4 separate regions of the Homo sapiens genome follow, and regions 1, 3 and 4 are each linked to region 2. A link is a contact called in ENCODE Hi-C or POLR2A ChIA-PET data. All regions are on one chromosome and are shown on one strand. Each heading gives the region's core, a stretch centred on a gene start or an enhancer-like site at or near the end of the contact. The rest is flanking DNA. Distances are from core to core; before and after follow the strand shown.

Region 1 (2,700 bases), core at 196-2,695, 1.2 Mb after region 2:
TGCTCCACATCACAAGTCCAGATTGTGCCTGTAACTTATCAGAACTGGTCCCCAGCAGAGCCAAGTACTGTCCCAAACAGCTCAGGAATGTCCCCTATCCAAAGCCCAGCACTTTTCCCCATTATAACCAGCATTGTCTCTGCCAAATATCAGGGCTTATTTCCTATTCACCAGGTCTGAAATTAAAAAAAAAAAAAAAATCCCATTGTTGTCTTTTTCAATCCCCAGGACTATCCCTATGTTGCTGTCTAGGCCAGTACCTTCCAGACTGTCCCTACCATGGTCCAGCACTGTCCTCTCCACACCCCGGGACTGTCCCCATCACAGCTGAGGACTCAGCCCAATTATCTCCATTACAGGATATCTCTATCTTCATCAGAGCCTAGGAATGTCCCATCATGAGTTCAGGGCCATTCTATGACACCAGAACTGTGCCATGATGAGACGGTCCACATCAGTCCCAAGTGGACCTGTCAAAGCCCAGTACTGCCCCACCACAGTCCAGGAGTGTCACCACTAAAGCCCAGATTGCCCACATACCCCAGGTATCCCAGGACTATCCCTATCAGTCACTAAGAGCCGAAAAAAGTGAAATTCTGCCCTGACATTCATCAGCTAGGATAAGAGACTCAAATAAAGTCAGGTGTAAAGTTAACAGACAGTTCTCCCAAGGTTACACCGCAGCTGTGAAGGCTTGTAATGACCCCTTTCTTTGGCTGTTTCCTTCCTCACTGAGAAACCTTGTTCTCTGAAATCATAGACTCTGGGAAACGCTGCTGCTGTTTGACATCGCACAGTCAGAAGGGATCGTCTCAGCCAGCCTGCAGCATCTGTCACTTTGACCATGAGACGCTGCCTCGATTTCCAATCCAGGTGCAAAGCTTCAGATAGGAGTTTGGGAAGCACAGCAATCCCCATCTCTTATTTTTTTCAACTTTCATTCCAAGAAAATAGGACCTTGAGTCCAATTCCCAGAGCTGAGACTTGAGGTCCAACTCTGCCTTCACCTGCACCCGGCCCTGGAGGTCTGGGCCCCTTTATTCCAGCTCCCGCACAGGCTGATGCCCCACCGCACCCCAGGGCTCCGCTCCCCAAATCACAACCTCCCCACCCCCACGCCTCCCTCATTACAGGGTCCTCCACCATGTTTCCCTTTTTTTTTTTTTTTTTACCTCCCCGCCAATTACTTGCCCCACCTCATCCGCGTCTACCTGCTCCCCCTCACCCCATTAAAGCCTCGTGCTCCTTTCCAAAGGGCGCCATCCTCCTCCGCGCCCTGCAGCGGAACCCCAGGGCGGGAGGAGCGGCGCCGAGTCGGACCGGCTGCAGGCCAGTGGTCTTCCCGGAAGTGCGCCTCCCCCGGTTATTTCCCAGACCCCGGCGCGGGGCTGCGAACCCACCTGCCCCAGAGCGGCTGCGGCCATGATCCGTGCGGCGCGTAACTGTGCCCGCCCGGGGCGCGGCTCCGAAGAGAGACGTTCCGGCCACGCCCCGCTCACGCCTCCTTCTGGGGGAAGGCGGCCGACCAGCGCCCCAGGCCGTCCCAGCTCCAGGGCGTCGGCAGGGAGCCGGACACTGCTGCGGGGCGCAGGCGCTGGTGGGAGGGCAGGACTTGAAATACGGTCCCTGCCAGGCGAAGTGGCTCAGGTCTGTAATCTTAGCACTTTGGGAGGCCGAAGCGGGCGGATTACCTGAGGTCAGGAGTTAGAGACCAGCCTGGTCCAACATGATGAAACCCCGTCTCTACTAAAAATACAAAAAATTAGCCGGGCGTGGTGGCGGGCGCCTGTAATCTTAGCTACTCGGAAAGCTGAGGCAGGAGAATTGCTTGAATCGGGGAGGCAGAGGTTGCAGTGAGCCGAGATGATGCCACTGCACTCCAGCCTGGGCGACAGAGTGAGACTCCGTCTCAAAAAAAAAAAAAAAAAAAAGTCCTGGCTTGGTGGCTCACACCTGTAATCCCAGCACTTTGGGGGCCAAGGCGGGTGGATCACCTGAGGCCAGGAGTTCAAGACCAGCCTGGCCGACATGGGGAAACCCCGTCTCTACTAAAAATACAAAAATTAAGGCCAGGCACGGTGGCTTACGCCTGTAATCCCAGCACTTTGGGAGGCCGAGGTGGGCGGATCACAAGGTCAGGAGTTCAAGACCCGCCTGACCAACATGGTGAAACCCCGTCTCTACTAAAGATACAAAAATTAGCCGGGTGTGGTGGTGTGCGCCTGTAATCCCAGCTACTAGGGAGGCTGAGGCAGGAGAATCATTTGAACCCTGGAGGCGGACGTTGCGGTGAGCCGAGATCGCGCCACTGCATTTCCAGCCTGGGTGACAGGGTGAGACTCCGTCTCAAAATAAATAAATAAATAAAAATAAATACATAAAAATACAAAAATTAGTCGAGCGTGGTGCCGGGGGCCTGTAATCCCAGCTATTCGGGAGGCTGAGGCAGGAGAATCGCTTGAACCCGGGAGGCGGAGGTTGCAGTGAGCCGACATTGCACCACAGCACTCCAGCCTGGGCGACAGAGTGAGACTCCGTCTCAAATTAAAAAAAAAAAAAAAAAATCGTATCCCTCGGCCATCGTGTCTCGGCAATCCTACCCTGGGACACTCTGTCTCCAAATTCTACCCCCACAGTGCCCCCAAGTCCTGTCCCCGGGTCACTATCCTGCCACCCCTAACAGCCACAGGCCCAAACAGC
Region 2 (2,700 bases), core at 67-2,566:
CAGGCTGGATAAATTATTATTATTATTACTATTTTTGAGACAGAGTTTCCCTCTTGTCGCCCAGGCTGGAGTGCAATGGTGTGATCTCGGCTCACTGCAACCTCTGCCTTCCGGATTCAAGCGATTCTCCTGCCTCAGCCTCCCAAGCAGCTGGGATTACAGGCGTGCACCACCACACCCAGCTAAGTTTTGTATTATTAGTAGAGAAGGGGTTTCACCATGTTGGCCAGGCTGGTCTCGAACTCCTGACCTCAGGTGATCTACCCTCCTCGGCCTCCCAAAGTGTTGGGATTACAGGTGTGAGCCACTGCGCCTGGCCGATAAATTATAAAAAAAAAAAATACGTTGAAGTAAATATTATGGGTAGTACCGCCAAGATACTAGAACACATGTTAAGGCTTAAAAAAACAGAGGCCGGGCACTTTGGGAGGCCGAGAATAGCTTGAACCCAGGGGACGGAGGTTGCGGTGAGCCTAGATCGTGCCACTGCACTCCAGCCTGGGCGAAAGAGCGAAACTCCGTCTCAAAACAAAACAAAATATAACACAACAACAACAAAATCACAATCTGTCTCGATTACTCATTTATTCAACCCGCATTCACCTACTGTGTGCACGAGCTTTTCTAGGGCACTGGGGAGGCAGAAGGGACTAAAACAAAGTATAAATCTCCCTGGGCTGCAAGCATCGGGAGGGCAGGTCCGGGGGCTCTGTGTCCCCACTGGGCCCCCAGCACTGCGCAGCGCACACAGTGGGCGCTCACCAAGCGCTCGCTAAGGGCAACGCGTGAATCCGTGTCCCGCCAGCAGGGCGTTTACGGCCTGGTGGGGCGGAAACGGACCCGACACCACCGCGGCGTCCTGGGGCTTCTGGGAATCCCATCAGCGCGGCCAGAGCGGCCGGGGACAGGCTCCGAGGCAGGCCCGACCCGCCTCCCCGGCGCCGCCGTGGCTCGACGGAGACCAGCTAGGGTGAGTGATCGAGCCACGCCTGGGGTCCCGGCCTGTCACCCCGAAGTCCCCGCCGCCTTCCACCCTGTCAGGCTCCAACTCTGGGCTCCGGCGCGGTCCCACCTCCGGGGGGAACTCCCCTCCATCCCCTCCATTTCCTTCATCCTCGACTCCCGCTATCTTTTCGGACCTGCGGCGCTCCCCCTGGACGCGTCCTCCCGCCGGACGACCGTCCTCCGCCTCAGGGGACGCGCCCAGGACGCACGGCGCCCCCTCCCCAGCCGGACCGGCGGTCTGGGAGCGCGGATCCCTTCAGCTCCCCCGCGCCCCAGCATCCGGATCAGGGCTCGAGGCAGTCGACAAACTACACCCGAGCTCGAGCAGGCGCGCCCCTGAACCCCCGGGACTGGGGCTGGGGGCGGGGGCGGCGCCGGCGCGGAGGGCCCAGTCCCCGGACGTCCGCAGCCTCCCATTGGCTCCGGGTCCCGCCGCTCGGCCTGGCGGGGCCGGGGCTGGTCCGCCCGGACGCGGGGCGGGGATTCCTGAAGCCCCTCCTCCGGCGAGGGCGGAGGGAAGAGGAGGAGGAGGAGGAGGAGGAAGGGGGTGGGGGGCGGAACACAAAACCTGAGAGGTTTTTTTTTTTTTTTTTCCGTTTGCATTTAATTAAAAAAAATTTTTTTTTTTTTTGCATACCCGAGGGGCGCTCCCCGGAACGGGCGCGGGCCCGGGGCGCGCGGGCCTGGGCGCGGGGCGGCGGCGGGGGCCCGGCAGCGGCTGCCGAGCGGCCGCCATGCGATCAGGCAGTGCGCTGACCGGCCCGGCCGGCCGGCCCCTTCTGGGTCCTCCCTTTGCAGCCCGTGCGGGGCCGTCTCGGAGACCCCGCGCCGACGGCTGCTCAAACATCAGGGTGAGTTTCTCACAATGTAGCAATTTCTCTTTAAATCTCTTAACTCTCTCTACCTGCGAGTCGGGGCTGTGACAGGGCGCAAAAGCGAGGGGGGAGTGGGGGTTGGCGGCGAGGGTGTGTGTGGGGGGAGCCGGAGCCGGGGCCGAACCCACCCCCGCGACACTCTCACACTCAGCCCCCCAGCCGGGGCGCAGCGCCCGCTGCCTCCTTTTTTTTTTTTTTTTTTTTTTCCTGCTCGGCGCCCACCGCCACCGGCACCCCCAGCCCCGCGTCTCTTCCACCACCGCCGCCGCCCCGATCCTATGGGGACCCCCCCCCAACCGGCTTCCCTGCCCAGACCCGGCGCCCAGTGCCTCCCCGGCCCTCCCGCCGGCTGCCGGGGATACAATGGAGCGGCGGAGAGAGGAGACCTAACGTTCCACGGGGGGAGGGGCGCGGAGACCCCCTCCCCGTCCCGGCCCCCTCCCCTCGCCCCGCTCCCCGCCTTTCGGGGAAGGCGAAGGCCACCGGGCAGCGGGCGGTGATCTCCCGGCCGGAGGCGGAGAGCCTGCATCTCCCCGCCTCGCTCGGCCCCTGCGCCCCCTCCCCAAATCCCTCCCGTGGGTGTCGCGGACAGTGGGGGGCCCTGGAAAGCTGGGGAGGGATGGATGGGGAAGGAGGCCACCGGGGCTCCCCCCTTCGCACCGCCCCTAAACAATGAAAGGAGTTGACTTGACCCCCAGCCCCCGGCAATAGAGGGAGGTGACCCCCTCCCCCACCCCCAGCTGAGGCTCATCCCGGAGGGGGCCGTTACGGGGGTGGGGGGGGTGAGCGCCTCCTGTCACTTCCCGAGGTTCGGGGCGGC
Region 3 (2,700 bases), core at 1-2,500, 1.0 Mb after region 2:
CTAGCAATACTACTAGAACCACCTCTCCTACAGCATCAGTCAATCCAACAACCCTTACCAAATAGTGTCTTTTTAAAACATCGTTTTTAAAGTGGAGACAGGGTCTCACAATATTGGCCAGGCTGGTCTTGATCTCCTGGGCAAGGAATCCTCCCGCCTCGGCCTCCCAAAGTGCTAGGATAACAAGCGTGAGCCGCCTCGCCAGGCTCCTACCGCCCTGCTGCCTTTCTGAGCAACTTAAGTTTTTCAGACTGTGTTGACAATTACAAGAACTATTTAATAGCTCCACTTATGCAGCACTTACTGTGTGCAAAACCCCGTGATGAGCATCTCCTGTGAATTATTTCTTCCCAAATTCACAAACTTGTCAGATGAGATTACTGTGTACCCAACGAACAGCCAGACACTGGGGCAAAGGCTCAAAAACCATCACAAGGTGGGAAGGGGCCTGAGACTCAGAGACCTGCCTGGTCCCCAAATCCAGTTATTCGGCTCTCGATCCTCTCACCCGCCGCGGCCCCCATCGAACCCGACTTTTCATACTAGAAAGTGACAGGTCCAGATAAAGGCAGCAAAGCCAAATAACTAAGAGTGGCTGCGGGTCCAGCCACCTGGGTCGGAATCCTGGCTCTGCCACTTCCTGGCTTTGTAAACCCAGTCATATCAGCCTCCGAGTACCTCCACTTGGTCATCTACTAAGTGGGGGCGGTAGGCTATGACTGACCCATCCCTGCTTTCCTGGCCCCCAGAGTAGGTCCCCAGTATCGGGAATTGCTCCCTCCGGGCAGCCGCAGACCCCCTGCCGCCCTCCAGCGTGCCCCTAGCCCAAAACCACGGCGGATGGCAGCGGATTATCCAGCCCCGAACGCCGCAAAGCGAGCTCACCATGATGGCGCCTCCTGCTCGGCCAGGTCCGGAAAGAGAGAACGGGCTGGGGTGGGCGGGGAAAGCCTCAAGCGAGTGGCGCCGCCGTGACGTCACATGGGTGCGACGCGGCGCTCTACCACGATCCGGACTTCTCTGTGGTGAGTTGGACGACTGACTAGCCGGGCGATAACGGCAGAGAGCATAGAGCGCAGGAACAAGCGCAACGTCCAAGAGGGAAGGGCCAGCACGTCGGGGGCCTCTCTGGCCCTACCCAGGCCGTGTTCTCGATAGCTTTCCGGAAGAAAGGGATCTGGGAGCGAGATGCGTGTAGCTAGCACGATGCGTCGCGCGGTGACGCTCTGGCCCGACGCCGACGGCCTCTCAGTGGCTCCCGGAGGACCCGGCGGGCCCAGTGTTGGAGGTGAGGAGGCGGGGCTGGCAGGGCTAGTCGGGGCATCTGGAAATTTCCGACCCCACGCTTCGGGCGTTTCCTTATCAGGTTCACCGCTCCCTGATCTCGCGCTGCACTTCGTAGGCGCAGCCGCTGCTTGGGAAGTCCTACTTAAGGTCTAACCCGAGATGATCTTGCTGCACCTCAATCTATAGCATCCTGTATTCCCATCCTTTGAGTTCCGCTTCTCCTTCTCCCCCGGCCCCTAGATGGCCCTTCCCTGACCTAGAAAGAGGGAGACAGAGTTTCATAGGGGAGGCAAAATGGAGACTCCGTGGCTTGGGGGTGGGGGGAATGGAGGCCCAAAGGGTAGGAAGGAGACCTAGAAAGAGGGGTGAGATGGAGACCCAGGGAGAAGTAGTGGCAAAGAAAGATGGTGAGATGGGGCCTTGCAAGGCTATAACCAAATTCAAATCCTGGCTCTGCTAGTTACTAATGGGGTGATTGGGCAAGTCATTTAACCTCTCTGTGATCTTGGGAAAATCACTTAACTTCTTTGGGCCTTACTCTCCTTATGGACAAAAAGGGGATGACAACAGGCCTGGCACACAGGGGTGTTTTTCAGGATTATGAAAGTTAATAAAACTGCTGAGGTCAATATTTTGCACATAATAAGTGCTCAATAAAAATTAGCCTTCACTCCTATTATAGCATACATATTGTGTGCAACCAGATGGACTGGCTGGGGCAGTGATTAAAATGACTTATCTACTCTTCCCCCCACCCGCCAGGGAGGCCCCTGCCTCTTGGTTCTCAGGCACATTGAGCCTGGAAGGGCCTCCTGCAGTTGGCTGTCAATGCTGCTCCTCACTTACCTCTCCTCCACAGAGCTGAAGGTCAGGCCAGGACAGTGAGACCTGACTCCTTGCTCCTACCAGCCTACTATGGCTTAAGACCCAGGGCCAGGGTCCCGTTGATGTAACAGAGCAGAGGACCAGCAGATGAATGGACACCTTGAAGCAGAGGAGCAGCAGGACCAGGTAAGGGACCATCTAAAAGCCAAGATCCTCATACTGTGGAAAGACAAAATCTGAAGCTTTTCTTTAAAAAAAAAAAAAAAAAATTGGAGGCCAGGCGTGGTAGCTCAAGCTTGTAATCCCAGCACTCTGGGAGGCCAAGGCCTGCGGATCACCTGAGGCCAGGAGTTCGAGATCAGCCTGGCCAACATGGTGAAACCCCATCTCTACTAAAAATACAAAAATTAGCCAGGCATGGTGATGCGCACCTGTAATCCCAGCTACTCGGGAGACTGAGGCAGGAGAATCATTTGAACCCGGGAGGCAGAGGTTGCAGTGAGCCGAGATCGCGCTGCACTCCAGCCTGGGTGACAGAGTGAGACTCCGTCTCAAAAAAAAAAAAGAAAAAACAGGGTCTCACTCTTG
Region 4 (2,700 bases), core at 76-2,575, 1.0 Mb before region 2:
ACACTTTGTTCCTCAAGATAGGGGGCAGAGTGGGAAAATGACCATAGTCAGAATCTATGGGAAGGACCCACCCAAAAGGAAAAGGCTTCTTGTGCCCAGGCTGCAGATCCAAACCCCAGGGAAGGACTCTCATTGGTTCAGTCTCCATTCTGTTCCAGGTGGAGCATAATGATTGGTCCAGCCTGACTCGTTTGCCCATCTCTTAACCATCAACATGGTGGGGAGGGGACACGCAGGAGACTGTCAGCTCCTATCCTAAACGGGGGAGGGGGCAGGGGTGATCATTTTCTGAGCTCCTATAAACAAAGTTTCAGTTCTTTTTCCTCCTATGGCTGGAACACTGGAATAAGGAAAGAGGTCGTCTGTCTGGAGAGGCTGGTTGGGGAGTATGGTCTCCCCAGCCCAGCCAAGCTCAGGTCCCTGCATACAGCAGGCGCCTAATTGATGCTTATAGCACGAATGACTGAATGAATACCCCGTTCCCACAGGCTGTCCTGGGATGGTCCTAATTTCACAGACCCTGAGCGGATCAAGAATGAAGCGGGCCCAGGGGTCCCGCCCACCGGCTGAGTGCGTCTTAGGACGCAGAGACAAGACCACGGAGGGCGGAACCTCTGAGCGTTAGGTGGCACCTTGGAGACCCCGCCACCTCCAAAGGCCCAGTTAGGGGCGGAGCTTCTAAACCCTAGCATTTTGGATTGAACCATCGTCCGTCGGTTAAAGGGGAGAGCCGAGAAAGCCCTTCTGCATTTGTCGCCAGCCTTTTTACCACCTCCTGGCCACAGAAACGACGTATTTGCTTCTCTAACGGCGACGCCGTTTCCCCCTTCGCCTCGTTACTCCTCAAAGCCCCACGCGGCCACAGAGTTCAGACTTACCCACCACCACCTTGCAGTGGCTCGCCCCAGTTTGACGCATTGCAGGGAAGGTCGGACCAATGGGCGCCAAGCTCTCATTTCCGCCATGGGCCAGGCCCAATAGTGACGCGGCTCACAGAGGGACGCGTCACGCACCGCCGAGCTGTGCCCCTCCGCCGAAGAAAGTGAAGTGGGCCCGGGAGGCGGGGCGCGCGGCGAGGGAAAGTAGTCCGGCGACGGGAGCGAGCGCGCGCGCGCCCGGCGGCAAACCCAATTCCTGTGCAGGGTGGGGACGAGAGATTCGCGGGCCCGTAGGTGTGGAGCGGGGCGCGGAGGGATCCGTGGGAGCCGCAGTGCGGCGGCGCGCGGGCCGGGTGGGGCGGGGCCGAGCGAGGCGGGGCGCGCGCGGCGGCCGTTGAGGGACCGTTGGGGCGGGAGGCGGCGGCGGCGGCGGCGCGCGCTGCGGGCAGTGAGTGTGGAGGCGCGGACGCGCGGCGGAGCTGGAACTGCTGCAGCTGCTGCCGCCGCCGGAGGAACCTTGATCCCCGTGCTCCGGACACCCCGGGCCTCGCCATGGTGAGTGAGGCTGGGGGGTCGCCGAGGCTGCGGGCTCTGAGGCGGGCTTAACGGGGCAGGACCCCTGAGGGGGCGACAGAGCCCAGAGTGGGGGGCGTCCGGGCCCGGCGAGAGCCTCGGGACCCTTTTCTACCCGCGTTGTCGGGGGCTGTTGAACCCAGAGCGGGACGTCTGGATCACCAGAGGTTTCCAGAAGCGACTTTAGCACCAAATGGGATGTTTAAGTCCACAAATGGGTATCTGAGCCCCTAAAGGGGACATTTGAACCCCGGATGGAGGATCGGGACCCTCAGTGGGACCCCTCAAAAGGATTTTGGACCCAGGATGGGGCGTTGGGTTTCAGGATGGAGGTGTTTGGACCCCAGGGGACGAAATAAGAAAGATGGGCTGGGGAGGGGAGCTATTCGGGCCCTGATGAAGGCGTTTGGTCCTGAGAGGATGCGGGGAACGGGGGACGAAGGGAGGCTGGGCTGCTCCTGGATGGGGTGGTGGAGGGTAGCTGGGCCCGGGCGGGGAGGGGCGACCCCTGGGCTCCTGTGGAGCAGAGGAGAGGGTCAAGGATGGGCGGTCACTTCTACAGATGAGACTCCCGAGGGTGGGGGAGGGTGGGGGAGGGTGGTCTCCAGAGCCCAGCACTGCAGAGGAGGAGGAGGGTGAGGTGCAAGCTTATGGGAGGAAGAGCCTGGGGTGGGTGGCAGCGGAGATTAGAAGATACTCTTGAAGGCTTCCGGGACGGAGAAGGATCAGGGTCGTGGAGGTGGTGAAAAGGGATGGTGAGAGTGGGGCTCGCCAGTAGTCGGGGGACAGGGACCCTTGGGGTTAATTTGGAAGTAGCTAGAAAAGGTTCCGAGGTTACTAGTGGGTTAAGACTGTTGCTCTAGAAAGACAGAATTTTTTTAACGGGGTGGGAGTGTTGTGTTTGGGTCCAAGAGAAGATGGATTTCCAAGGTGAGGGGTGGGGGAGGACTTGGGCTTGGGTGGTTGGGAGGTGAGGTGGAAGGAGAAAATGAATGGCAGTCAGGGGGGCCTAGGTTTGGGGGTGGATGTGGGTAGCACCCTGCCAGTCTCCAGGGACAGGCCAGGACAAAGACGGCTCAGTGTGGATGGGGAGTGGGCTGCAGGGCCCGGAGGAAGCTTTTCTACCGTCCTCCTTCCTCAGGAAGAACGCGGCTGGGTGGAAGACACCGGGGCAGTGGGAGCAGGTGGGCGGAGCTGTTCGGGCCCCTATTGCGCACTGAAGCCTCATGAAATGGGGATGGGAGATCAA

Evidence for each region. A loop is a pair of places that touch in the nucleus more often than their neighbours do. ChIA-PET counts read pairs that join two places held with the same protein, here RNA polymerase II (POLR2A). Pooled maps may share reads with other maps.
Region 1: a pooled map shows a loop between it and region 2 (2.5-fold over the local background). The contact joins the promoter of BCAT2 here to the promoter of BICRA-AS2 in region 2. A Hi-C loop is called at or near these places in 2 of 50 pooled maps. POLR2A ChIA-PET finds 5 or more read pairs at or near these places in 2 of 52 experiments (OCI-LY7 and activated naive CD8-positive, alpha-beta T cell).
Region 3: a loop to region 2 is called in a pooled map, with 19 times the contacts of the local background. The contact joins the promoter of SPHK2 here to the promoter of BICRA-AS2 in region 2. A Hi-C loop is called at or near these places in 1 of 37 single-sample maps with no recorded cell type and 6 of 50 pooled maps. POLR2A ChIA-PET finds 5 or more read pairs at or near these places in 1 of 52 experiments (activated CD4-positive, alpha-beta T cell).
Region 4: a loop to region 2 is called in a map of naive thymus-derived CD4-positive, alpha-beta T cell, with 12 times the contacts of the local background. The contact joins the promoter of CALM3 here to the promoter of BICRA-AS2 in region 2. A Hi-C loop is called at or near these places in 1 of 168 maps with a recorded cell type or tissue (naive thymus-derived CD4-positive, alpha-beta T cell), 5 of 37 single-sample maps with no recorded cell type and 12 of 50 pooled maps. POLR2A ChIA-PET finds 5 or more read pairs at or near these places in 1 of 52 experiments (activated B cell).

What each region holds. Positions count from the first base shown.
Region 1 is chr19:48,809,584-48,812,283 of GRCh38, forward strand. It overlaps BCAT2 (branched chain amino acid transaminase 2), which reads right to left and starts at 1,446. Exons shown (of 11, transcript NM_001190.4): 1 at 1,401-1,446. The coding sequence starts at 1,424. LOC105372432 (a long non-coding RNA gene) reads left to right here. Exons shown (of 3, transcript XR_936017.4): 3 at 761-1,254. RefSeq lists enhancers at 1,026-1,095, 1,369-1,663, a silencer at 1,416-1,635 and a cis regulatory region at 2,525-2,700.
Region 2 is chr19:47,607,313-47,610,012 of GRCh38, forward strand. BICRA-AS2 (BICRA antisense RNA 2) reads right to left here and starts at 1,317. Exons shown (of 1, transcript NR_186352.1): 1 at 561-1,317. BICRA (BRD4 interacting chromatin remodeling complex associated protein) reads left to right here and starts at 1,822. Exons shown (of 15, transcript NM_001394372.1): 1 at 1,822-1,856. RefSeq lists silencers at 827-906, 977-1,026, 1,077-1,156, 1,217-1,596, 1,707-1,756 and 3 more.
Region 3 is chr19:48,618,256-48,620,955 of GRCh38, forward strand. SPHK2 (sphingosine kinase 2) reads left to right here and starts at 1,251. Exons shown (of 7, transcript NM_020126.5): 1 at 1,251-1,288; 2 at 2,147-2,298. The coding sequence starts at 2,260. RPL18 (ribosomal protein L18) reads right to left here and starts at 923. Exons shown (of 7, transcript NM_000979.4): 1 at 886-923. The coding sequence starts at 888. RefSeq lists enhancers at 1-394, 665-1,344, 1,505-1,594.
Region 4 is chr19:46,600,005-46,602,704 of GRCh38, forward strand. CALM3 (calmodulin 3) reads left to right here and starts at 1,326. Exons shown (of 6, transcript NM_005184.4): 1 at 1,326-1,433. The coding sequence starts at 1,431. It also overlaps the pseudogene PPP5D1P. RefSeq lists an enhancer at 591-1,090 and a silencer at 1,221-1,360.